Regions from separate parts of the Homo sapiens genome. Here all the other regions are linked to region 4. The links are chromatin contacts, found by Hi-C or POLR2A ChIA-PET in ENCODE. All regions are on one chromosome and are shown on one strand. The core of a region is the stretch at or near the end of the contact, and the rest is flanking DNA. Distances in the headings are between cores, read along the strand shown.

Region 1 (2,718 bases), core at 110-2,609, 570 kb after region 4:
CGCCGTGGAGTAGGGGGCGGCGCTCGTCGGGGAGACTCCGGCCGCACAGGAGCCCACGGAGTGGGGGGAGGCTCAGGCATGGCGGGCTGCAGGTCCCGAGCCCTGCCCCGCAGGGAAGCAGCTAAGGCCGGGCGAGAAATTGAGCACAGCAGCTGCTGGCCCAGGTGCTAAGCCCCTCACTGCCCGGGGATTGCCGGCTGGTCGGCTGCTCCGAGTGCGGGCCCGCTGAGCCCACGCCCACCCGGAACTCGCGCTGGCCCGCAAGCGCCGCGCGCAGCCCCGGTTCCGGCCTGCGCGTCTCCCTCCACACCTCCCTGCAAGCTGAGGGAGCAGGCTCCGGCCTTGGCCAGCCCAGAAAGGGGCTCCGTCAGTGCAGCGGCGGGCTGGAGGGCTCCTCGAGCGGGGCCAGAGTGGGCGCCAAGGCCGAGGAGGCGCCGAAAGCGAGCGAGGGCTGCGAGGGCTGTCAGCAGGTTGTCACCTCTCAATACCACTGATTCATAAATAGAAGCTATGTTCCCCTGGGAAGAAGCTATAAGCTGAATCCACTCCTCGTTGTGGCTGAAATATGTCTCACTTTTGAGCTTTCAAAGGATGCAATCTGGTTTATTCAGAGGATAGAGGTAAGAAAGTATCAAACTACTTGCAATAGCTATGTACTAAAGGTATTTAAGGGTGCTTCACAGAAAACTGAGATAGGAACTGCGGGCTGCACAAAAGGTGGTATTCAATCCAGACATCAGGTTCACCAAGACCCATGAGATCCTACCCGTGCCAGAAACAAAATCTTCATTGAAAACTTTCATTATTTACTTGCTCAACAGGGACTAAAAAGTCCCAGCCTAGTGTTAACTGGTTCATCTGGTGACCTGATCTGGCCCTCTGTGACCCGTTACTAAGTGAAATCTAACAGAAGTGAACCGTGACCCATTTGTTTTCCAAGCATGCAATTTGGTTCATGAATCTAGAAAACAATAGTGTGAAAAGCCTTTCACTTTCTAACTTTGGAAAATGATTATTTTTTAAAAACCTAATTAGATACCATGTTTCCTCTCTCTCTTTTTTTTTAAATAAGTTAGTTTAGTTAGAAAAGGCATTTCTGTGATGCATCTAATGGACTTGCTTGCTGCAGTGTGCTGGTAGAAATCTATAAAGAGTAAGTGCTGGGGGTGGGCCTGGAGTGGTGGGGAGAAGGAAAGCAAGCCACATCTCCTGATGCACAATTCTAAAGAATCCAGTGGTTCTTGAGTGTATATAGAGAGTACATATGAGTCAACAAGTAGACAAAGAAAATCCAGACCTTTGATGACCCCTGGTGAATAAACTAAGCACTGCATTGAAATGCAGCTAGAGCCACAGACTTCCGTGCAGGCAAGCCTCTGGAATGGCTCCTCTCTCGAGTAAGGCAAAAGGTTTTTTCTCCCCCAAATGCCTGTTTCATTTGTATTACAGACATACCTTACATACTTGAGGCATCGTTATCCTTCTGAACAATTCTCATGTTGGTGATCTCTGTTGGTAGAGACTAAGAAATGTGTATCCAACACTACTTTCTATTTGTGCTGTGACCTCTTAGACCCGAACAGTGTTATTCATGGAACACTGAAGAATTCAGTGACCTCCATAAAGCAAGATCTGTAACTATCTTTCAGATTAGGTATCTATTTATTATTTTTATGGAATAATTATAAAGAATAAATCAACCATCTTACATCACTCAAATTTAAGATCAGAGTTTAAAGATAATCACTTGTCTATAACTGCTGAGTACCGGGTAAAATACTCTTCTAGGCAGCAAAAGTCTGCATTTTTGTAAACAGCTGTGTGTGACCAGCATGTGGTACATGCGAGCCAGAAAGCAGGCTGTATTTTGTCAGCTTGTAGAAGAGAAGGGAAATTTGCCATTGTAAAAGAAGGAAGCAGAGAGGGGAGGTGCAGAGACTGAAATATTTTTATTGTACACCCCAGGCGTCCAATTATAAAAGAAATGTCAAATCCCTATTTGTAATAATCCAGAATGGAACCTACCTGGTAAAGTTATATAGAGTGGAATACAAAACAGTTTATACTGTTAATACAGTTTAGCTTATCAGTTATTTGCGTACCATAACTATTGGCTTTTAAGTTTTTGTTGCCTGAACAGGAAATATTTTTTATATCTCTCAGATTGGTGTACGCAGGGTGCTGAATTGCTGAGTTTATTCCTGCTCCCTTCACCCTTTTTAATCACCACAGACTAAGGAGTGCCTTTTTTCTCTGCTATGGTTTGAATGTTCCCTCCAAAACCCATGCTGACATTTAATTTCCAATAAAATGGTATTGGGGAGTGGGGCCTTTGAGAAGTGATGAGGTCATGAGGGCTCTGCCTGGTGAATGGATTAATGCTGTTACAGGAGTGGATTAGTTATCTCAGAAGTGGGGTCCTGATCAAAGGGTAAGTTTGGCCCCCATTTTCTCTCCACCTCATGCACTTGCTCACCACATAATGCCTTCTGCCACGGATGATGCATGGGAAGGCCCTCACCAGATGCTGGGGCCATGCTATTGGACTTCCTAGCCTCCAGAGCTGTGAGCCAAATCAACTTCTTTTTTAAAATGAATTACCCAGCCTGTGATATTCTGTTAAAACAGCAGAAAATGGACTAATAAAATCTCTTTAAAAATGAACTAAATTAAATTTTTAAAGAAATACAAAGCATTACGTATTCCAAATATGTGCTT
Region 2 (2,700 bases), core at 199-2,698, 790 kb after region 4:
TTAGAGTCAGATTCTTTTAGTTGGAATGGACTTGGGAAGTTATCAAGTTGAACCCCTCCTTCCTCCTCCCCACTTCTTATAGGTAAGAAAACTGAGGGTAAGTGACTTGTACAATGACATAGAACATCAGAATTAGGACTGTCGAACTCCAGCCTCCACACTCCTCCGCAAATGTTCTTAGGGCTAATACAAAACTTTTTTTAAAGGCAAAGAACTCAAATGTACTGCCTTTAGTGTTTTAAGTAACTGTTTATCTATAATTTTGAACTCCATATTTTTTTCTAGAAAAAGCAAGTTTTATAAATCTGCATTCAAAGTTTGCATAAATACCTTAATGTTCTAATTATTTCCAAATGTAATTTTTGGTATATGGATTATTTTTAGAATGACGTAGAAATAAAATTTAAAAATGTTTTCCAAACCATCAGTAGGCTTTATTTTAAGGAGAAATGCCATACTTACTAGGTTTTTTAAAAAGAAAAATATTGTATATTTAATTCCTATTATTTGTATTTCCTCTTATTGGGAATTAATGATGTATGTCATAATCAATGTATTAGTGTAAATAATTTTCAGTCCTGGTATGCACGTCTTTACTTTTTTGATGAGGGTAAAGGTGCTTTTAATTGTTTTAAGAATTTTTGTAAACATTCATTTAATTATGAATTTTAAAAATGGAAATCTTTGTTCTTGTAGGTCACTCTTTTGTGGAACAAAAGTAAAATACTGGCAGCTGATATAGGTGGTACAAGCTGAGACTTGCCCAGCTGGGCTTTAAAAGTGTAGCAGCGCTCTTAAGTAGCAGTGAATGAACAGAATGAATATATGAACGGACTGCCCTTTATTCCATAGCAACCAGACGCAATACTGGCAACTATGCTATTATCTGATTTTTTATTTTCTTAATCTGAGTTTTTGGAAGGTTATGTTGTTTACTTTTTAATAGTATGGGACTGTGGCAGGAATTGTAATTACCAAGATTTTGTCTAATTATTTCTCTCTCTCTCCTCTCTGTGTCTCTCTTTCTGTGTGTGTGTGTGTGTGTGTCTGTGTTTTACAATTAGAAGTAAATCAGTGAGCTCAGACTTGAATTAGTTTCGGTATTGTGCTAAAGATGAGCAGTTTGAGCCCTAACCCTGTTAATTATTTGAAACAGTCAATTTAAGAGAAACCAAGAATATGGCAATTGAACTTCCCAATGTAACCTGATGCTCTCTGCAGCCTCATTTGTGGTAACAAATATGAAAGGATACATTTATATAAAACAGGAGTATGTTTCCTGTGGGGGAAAACCGCTTGTCATTTGCTTTTAACAAGGTGTAAATCCCCACAGATAAACCTTCTTGTAAAACTGTTCCCTTTGGATTTAGCCTCACCTTCAACAAAAAGGGAGATGTAATAAACGAAAGTATGATGAAATATTAGTTAGCTCTTGCATTTTTTGCCTAGAAGTTCCTCTTTTTTATTCTTTATCATTTTTTAAAATTTAATGCCGCTGTTTCAGATGAATTGAGAGAGTCAGAATATAATGCATTACATTCATTTTACTTTCTGTTAATGTTTTTAGGGGGAGAGATCTAAATAATATACTTTTAGATTGAACTATATTTCTGATATATCAACATATATACTGACTCATAAATTAGAATGGAAAATACAAATATTGAAAGTGTAATTCAAATGAATAGAAAGTGCTAAATACTTGCAAGCCTTAAATTGGGATTTGAATATAGAGATTGAGTTACCAGAGTAACTAAATACTAGACTGCTGTATTTGTTGGATGTGCAGAGAAGGAAACTCAAATATGGAACGTGGTCTTAATGTCTTATGAATCATTTTTACTTAACTTTTAAAATTCAGATTAATAGAGTCCTCTAAAAAGAAGGTTTTTTTGAATTTTTAGAAATAGCTCAGAGTTTTACGTTTCCCTCTGTCAGAATCTTTTCAGGATTCCTCATTGCCTCTTCGTCAGAGTCGTTTAAGAAATATTTATTAGTTATCACAGTGTCCCACAGAACAACCACAGTCTTTGCTGTTAGGAAGCTTATAGTCTCATGTCCATTTTCAAACTTGTATTTCACCACTTTTCTCTGTACTTCCCCTTTTTTGACCAGTCTACATTTCGTATCTGTGGGATCTGCATTTGTGAATTCAACCAGCTGAGGATGGGAAACACTTGAAAAAAGAAAACAATATATAACAACACAACAATAAAAAAAGTAAATACAGTATAACAACTTTATATAGCACTTACATTGTATTAGGAATTATAATTAATCTAGAGATGATTTAAAGTATACACGGGAGGATGTGTACAGGCTATACACAAATACTATGCTATTTTATATAAGAGAGTTGGGCACCCTTTTTTAAGATGGAGGTCCTGGAACCAATTCCCCATGGTTACGGAGGGACAACTGTATTATGTATTGGTTAAGAGCATGAACTTCAAAATGAACAGCCCTGGGTGTGAATTCGAGCTCTGCCACTGACTAGCAGTTTAATGTTAGGCAGATTACTTAAATTCTGTGAAATAGGATTAATAAAATCAACCTGAAAAGATTGTTTCAAAGACAGTATATGACATAGTCAAAATAGCACTGTGCCTGACATGTGAGTGTTTAATAAATGGCAATTGCTATTATTATCCTATATGGTCTGAATTCTGCCTTGTCATTTCTTTTCTCTAAAACTTAGTT
Region 3 (2,718 bases), core at 129-2,628, 900 kb after region 4:
TCCCAAAGTGCTGGGATTACAAGCGTGAGCCACTGCCCCCGGCCCCCTCAAAAAGCAATTTTCTACTTCAATCTTTATATGTAGAAATAGATTTCTGATTACCCTCAAAAGAGTCACAAACTCAAATGCCTATAGAGGCCATTCAATTGAAAAGAGTATAACCATTTAAATAATTTGCCTATAGAACACATAATATGTGCTCACCTCTTTAAAATTTTCAGATGTTTCAAGAAATTCTGGAAATTTGTTTCTTTTTTGTTTTTTGTTTTGAGACGGAGTTTTGGTCTTGTCGCCCAGGCTGGAGTGCAATGATGAGATCTCAGCTCACTGCAACCTCTGCCTCCCAAGTTCAAGGGATTCTCCTGTCTCAGCCTCCATAGTAGCTGGGATTACAGGTGCCCACCACCATGACCAGCTGATTTTTTTTTTTTTTTTTTTTTAAGCAGAGACAGGGTTTCACCGTATTGTCCAGGGTGGTCTTGAACTCCTGACCTCAGGTGATTCACCCACCTTGGCCTCCCAAAGTGTTGGGATTACAGGCATGAACCACTGTGCCCGGCCTGGAAATTTGTTTTTTAGTTCAAAGTTTTCTGATTTTTAAATGTTAGCAATTAAGAATTTTGTAATCACTCTGAGTCAAACAAAACCCGAGTGGGGAGTCAAATGTAGTCCATAGAAGGCCAATTTCCAAATCTATGCCTTTTATCTTCTGATATGCTCTCCCAGGTGGCTTATTGGGAGTTGTTAAGAATTACTTTAAAGGTAGTTTTAATTTTTTTTTTTTTTTTTTTTTTTTTTTATTATACTCTAAGTTTTAGGGTACATGTGCACATTGTGCAGGTTAGTTACATATGTATACATGGTAGTTTTAATTTTTAAAGAGAACTTTTTTCTTTACATTCTTGCATGTGTTTGATCTAAAACAGTTGATGTCAAAGTGTGGGTCATAGACCAAAAAAAGTATGTAGAGTAGTCTGTAATACAATGTATGTGCAAACAAGTTAGACTCTGGAACATTCCCATCCAGCTCTGGGGGAAATAGGAGGCAGATTTAGTGCGAGTGACATCATTGTAAGAAACTCATCTACTCTTAGTTGAACAGCTTAAAGGAGAAGCTATAACTGGCAACGCTGTCTTCCTCATCTGTACACTAAACTGACAGAGGCCACCAGCCATCTTGGAGTTGACAAGAGAGGCTGAAAAAGACCTCACAGAAGATGATATCTAATGTCTGGTTCATTCCTTATTCTTTGCAGAAAAGCATTGCCTCACTCTTACTAATAGTTCCTCTGCTATAGCACAAATGGCATATAAATGTGTAATAAATCAAAGGACCCTGGCTTTTGCTTTCTTTTTTAGGGATTTTTTTTTTTTGTTTCCTGTCTGTGGTAGAAGAAAGAGGAAGAGGCACAGACTGGGTTCTTAATTTGTGTATTCTCTCCCCAAATTTTGAGAACTATTGGTCCTCTAGTAATACTCGTTAGGCAAGAATTTTGTGTAGTAAAAAATAGTGTCATTCTCAAACATTTTTGGTCATTTCTGTGGTCTTAATGCTGGTTCAAAGATTGTGTGTGTGTGTGTGTTTGGAGATCAGTACTACATTTAAATAAACCACCATTTGTGAGATTTCACATAAAAATCTGGACTTTCAGTTTCTTTCGGAAAATGGAAGGAAGTTTCCCACATACTCACAATATGCTGGAGCTGAGCATTAGCTAACCCATCTAGGAGTATTAGCCACTGAATTGATCACTTTCCATTTATTTTGTAAACCCCTAGCCACTTCTGCTCTCTGTGCCTGAGGTTCCTCATTTGTAAATGCAGATTATAGTCATACCAACTGCATTGAGTTGTTACATGGATTCATTTTTAAATTAATAAATATATCAAGCACTTAAAAGAATTCTTAGCGTGTGTTGAACAATCAGTGCTAGTTGTTACTGCTATACCTTTTGCATGTACAAGGTTTATTGTGCTGCTTTAGGGGTTTCACTAACAAAAGAATGAGAAAATAATCCCCTAAAAAGATGCCAATGTCAAAGTGTAGAAAGAAAATTAAGCACAGAGTCAAAGTGAAAAAGCCCAGTCCCAAGTCTACTCCTGTCACCTTGAACAAGTCTCTTAATCTCTCTGGGTTTTAGGTTCCTCGTTTACAAAATAAGAAGAATAGATGCATTGTCTTCAGAGGTCCGTTTCTGAAATTGAATATGATTGAAGGTTTTGGGGGAAAATTAGAAGAAGTCATGCTGTGACAACAGATGCCAAGAGGGGTTAATTTTCTCCTTGAAAAACTGAATACTCTTTCAAAAATTTCTTAGTTAAAAATTAATGTTCACTGTATTTCATATAGATTTAAACTATGATGCAGTGCTTTTCTTATGCTACCAATTAAACACTGTTTCTCTTGCTCCATTCCTCCAGGAAAGAAAACTAGAAATCTGGTCTTTGCTCAATAGCAAGGAAATTCATATTTCTTTTATTGAATGCATAAGTAGTAAAAGGGGATGTCAAGGCCAGGAAGCCGGAGAAAGCATACCTGTTAGAGTAAACAATGGCAGGTCAGGCAAAACTGAGAAACGTGGCATGTTTAATTGTGAATGAGAGAAAGTACATGTCTTTGTTTACAAATCTCATTTACATGATAGTAGTCTCCCTCATCTTTCAACTGTATTAAATGTTATGGATTTGGGGCTATCTTTGTATAAGACTATAATCGAA
Region 4 (2,764 bases), core at 30-2,529:
CACCTTCCTCTCTTCCCTGCCTATACTTGGAAAGGATGCCAAAGCCTTCCTTAGTGCTTCACCTATCCAGTTTCGAAGCTGTCATGTGCATCCGATCCGATATTTCAAAGCAACCCTTTTGCCATTTTTCACTGTGTTATTCTCTCCGTATTACTACCGGATTTTTTTGGTTGTTTGTTTATTTTTTTATGACCTGACATCAAATCCTGTCTAAACACTAACACTTTTTCATGTTAAAATAAGTCAGTTTAACAAATAAGGCCAGGAAGAAGGCGAAGTGTCTCCCTGCTGTTACCCTGTTCTGGAGTTCCTCGACTTCTGGCGCACGGGGAGTGTGTGTGTGTGTGTGTGTGTGTGTGTGTGTGTGTGTGAATGCGTCAAGAGGGAGACACAAGCTCGGCCTTCGAATTGGCCAGCCTAGTGACCCGCGAGCCCGCCCCCACTCTTCCCCCTCCCCCTCCGGCGCTCACACTCAGGAAGCAGCTGGCTACAGGCCGGCCCTCGCGGCCGCACACACATCCACACTCCTCGCCCGGCTGCCTTCCTCCCTCCCTCTTCCCCCTTCCCCTCTCCCTGCAGCCGCGTCCACACTGCGCCGCCCGGGCAGCCCAGAGCGCGGCGCGCACGGGCACCGGCGGCGAGTGCCGCGGCCACTGCCCCTCCCGGGACCCCCTGTACGCCGTCCGCGCCGTCCAGGGTCACACCGGCGACGGAACCCGCCGGCAGCAATTAGCCAGCATCCCGGGGTCGGCCCCCAGAAGCATTCCCCGGCCCAGGACGAGGATGAACAGGACAGGCGAGGCACAAAGTCGCAACTGAACTTTTTAGAAACATTATTTGTGTGTGTATGTGTGTAGCAGGGGAGAATGAGCTGATGCCGAGGGTCCAGCCACCCCGCCTCTGCCTCCTCCTCCCCCTGCCGCCGCTGCCCTCGCAGACGCGCGCGCACACACGGCACTTGGGCCGGGTTTCCGCGCTCCGTCCCCCCGTTTGGATGGGGGTTTTCATTTCCGAAGGAGGCACAGCCCGCGGAGCGCTCTGAAGGGCTGGAGCCCCAAGTTACTCCTCGCCAGCGCCGGCCGCCCGCTGTCACTCGCGCTGGCCGGCCGGGGGAAGGGACCCGCACGCCGGGCTTTGTTGTGGAAATCCCGGTTACCTGGTAAGTGGATGCCATAGGAACTTTGCTCGCAGGCGAGAGACGAGGAGAAACCGGGCGCTTGAGAGTGTGGGGGAGTTAAAGCTCAGAGACGCAAACTAGGGATTACAAATAGTTTTCTACGCTGAGCCGGTGGCGTTCGCGCGGGTTTAAGGATACGCGCACCTCAACTCCCGGCGTCACAGGTCACTGAGAGACCTGCGCTGACTGAGACTGATAGCAACAATTAGGGTTCAAACCATGTTTCTGTCAGTGGCCTAAGAGCGCCCAGTGTAGAAGACAGATAACGGGGCTTTAAAGTTGCGCTAATTCGGAACAGTTTTTGTGTTTTCATTTCAAGTAGAGCGGGCAGAGGGGTACACAATCAGGGCACGTTACAGGACGCACGGGCATGGGGCGCACCACTCTGGAGTCCCCACTGAAGGGAAACTTTGGCGAAGTGGGAACTGATGGGGTGACGTGAGGTCTCTCGCGCACACGCGGGGCTGTAGTTGTCTTTTCAAGTTCCACGTGTTTGTGGAGTTTCACGAAGGCTGTTTTCCACGCCTGTGTCTCATCCAAGCCGGTGTCCCCATGATTGCGGGAGGTGGTCGGGCTGAGGGTACCTACACTCCTCGCGGGTACCGGCCCGGCGATCCGCAGCCGCCAGGTCTGGAACTATAACCTCCCACGCCGCCAGGACGCAGACACAGCCAGACACGAACCCTCCCCGCCGGGTTCGTCACCTCGCGTTTACATTTTTTATGGGGCCCGACAAAATGTCAGCACTGTTTGGAAAATGTCTCAGTCTCGGAGACGTTGTCCTGCGCGCGGCTCCAGTCCCTATAAATGACCCTGTGTGTATTTTGAAGTCGGCCCGGGTCGCTCTCTGGAAAGCGTGAGTGAGCCGCCGGCTCTCTCCTAGACACACACCTTGCCCCGAGCGACAGTTCCAAGTTACTCACTGGAGCTGACAAGTCACCTCGGGGACCGGGAAGTCACTCAAGTGTCTGGAAATCTTGGCCCTGGCTGATTTGTCATCCTATGGATGATTCAATTAGGTACCTGGCGGGAGAAACTTTGGGGAAGGGTTTCTGGCTCCGCGTTCGCGCCCTCCGACTTGCTGGAGGTGTTTGGGAGGCGAGAAGCGAAAGGAAACCACAGGGTGAGGACACTGGCTCGGCGGGGACCGGGGGGCCGGCGTGGGGGGACTGCGAGCCCGGCCGTGGCGCCCCCGGGCTACAGGCTCCGGCCAGGCCGGGCAGCGCGCGCAGGTCCCCGGCGCCCGGGCTTCCCAGCCGCAGCACCCTTTCGGCCCCCGACTCACTCAGGAGCGAGTTGCACAACAGGAAGCCGGCACTAGTTTGTTTTGTTGCGCTGCGTTCGCTCCCTCGCTCGCTCGCGCACGGGGCCGAGGGTTAGGGGCGGAGGCGGCGGGGGAGTGACGGGGTCGCAGCCGCGCGTACCCCGCCGGGCGCTGTCGCCTCCGCCTCCGGACCCGCCCCTAGCTCCGCGCCGAGGAATCTCCGACCCCGGCAGCGAAGCCAGTCCTATAGGGAACCGATAAGGGCCGCCCTCCTCCTGCCTTGTCCTACGCGCCTCTCCCCCGCTCCCGGCACCTCTCCCGAC

What was found. A loop is a pair of places that touch in the nucleus more often than their neighbours do. ChIA-PET counts read pairs that join two places held with the same protein, here RNA polymerase II (POLR2A). Pooled maps may share reads with other maps.
Region 1: a map of Caco-2 shows a loop between it and region 4 (10-fold over the local background). The contact joins the enhancer-like site here to the promoter of GLIS3-AS2 in region 4. A Hi-C loop is called at or near these places in 9 of 168 maps with a recorded cell type or tissue (Caco-2, IMR-90, MCF 10A and 6 more), 21 of 37 single-sample maps with no recorded cell type and 23 of 50 pooled maps. POLR2A ChIA-PET finds 5 or more read pairs at or near these places in 2 of 52 experiments (MCF 10A and SK-N-SH).
Region 2: a map with no recorded cell type shows a loop between it and region 4 (3-fold over the local background). The contact joins the enhancer-like site here to the promoter of GLIS3-AS2 in region 4. A Hi-C loop is called at or near these places in 1 of 37 single-sample maps with no recorded cell type. POLR2A ChIA-PET finds 5 or more read pairs at or near these places in 2 of 52 experiments (BJ and activated T-cell).
Region 3: a map with no recorded cell type shows a loop between it and region 4 (2.6-fold over the local background). The contact joins the enhancer-like site here to the promoter of GLIS3-AS2 in region 4. A Hi-C loop is called at or near these places in 1 of 37 single-sample maps with no recorded cell type and 5 of 50 pooled maps. POLR2A ChIA-PET finds 5 or more read pairs at or near these places in 1 of 52 experiments (activated CD4-positive, alpha-beta T cell).

The regions. Positions count from the first base shown.
Region 1 is chr9:3,731,397-3,734,114 of GRCh38, reverse strand. No RefSeq gene overlaps it. Among named protein-coding and RNA genes, the nearest start is that of RFX3-DT, 65 kb to the right of the region's middle. Within about 2 kb of position 1,359, at least 8 of the 41 ENCODE cell types and tissues checked have a DNase peak (open chromatin) inside an H3K27ac peak, as active enhancers do.
Region 2 is chr9:3,507,304-3,510,003 of GRCh38, reverse strand. The region is part of intron 1 of RFX3 (regulatory factor X3); the gene reads left to right. Among named protein-coding and RNA genes, the nearest start is that of RFX3, 17 kb to the left of the region's middle. Within about 2 kb of position 1,448, at least 5 of the 41 ENCODE cell types and tissues checked have a DNase peak (open chromatin) inside an H3K27ac peak, as active enhancers do.
Region 3 is chr9:3,396,996-3,399,713 of GRCh38, reverse strand. The region is part of intron 1 of RFX3 (regulatory factor X3); the gene reads left to right. Among named protein-coding and RNA genes, the nearest start is that of RFX3, 130 kb to the left of the region's middle. Within about 2 kb of position 1,378, at least 7 of the 41 ENCODE cell types and tissues checked have a DNase peak (open chromatin) inside an H3K27ac peak, as active enhancers do.
Region 4 is chr9:4,297,816-4,300,579 of GRCh38, reverse strand. GLIS3-AS2 (GLIS3 antisense RNA 2) reads right to left here and starts at 1,279. Exons shown (of 4, transcript NR_186824.1): 1 at 1,157-1,279. It overlaps GLIS3 (GLIS family zinc finger 3), which reads left to right and starts at 512. Exons shown (of 11, transcript NM_001042413.2): 1 at 512-1,159.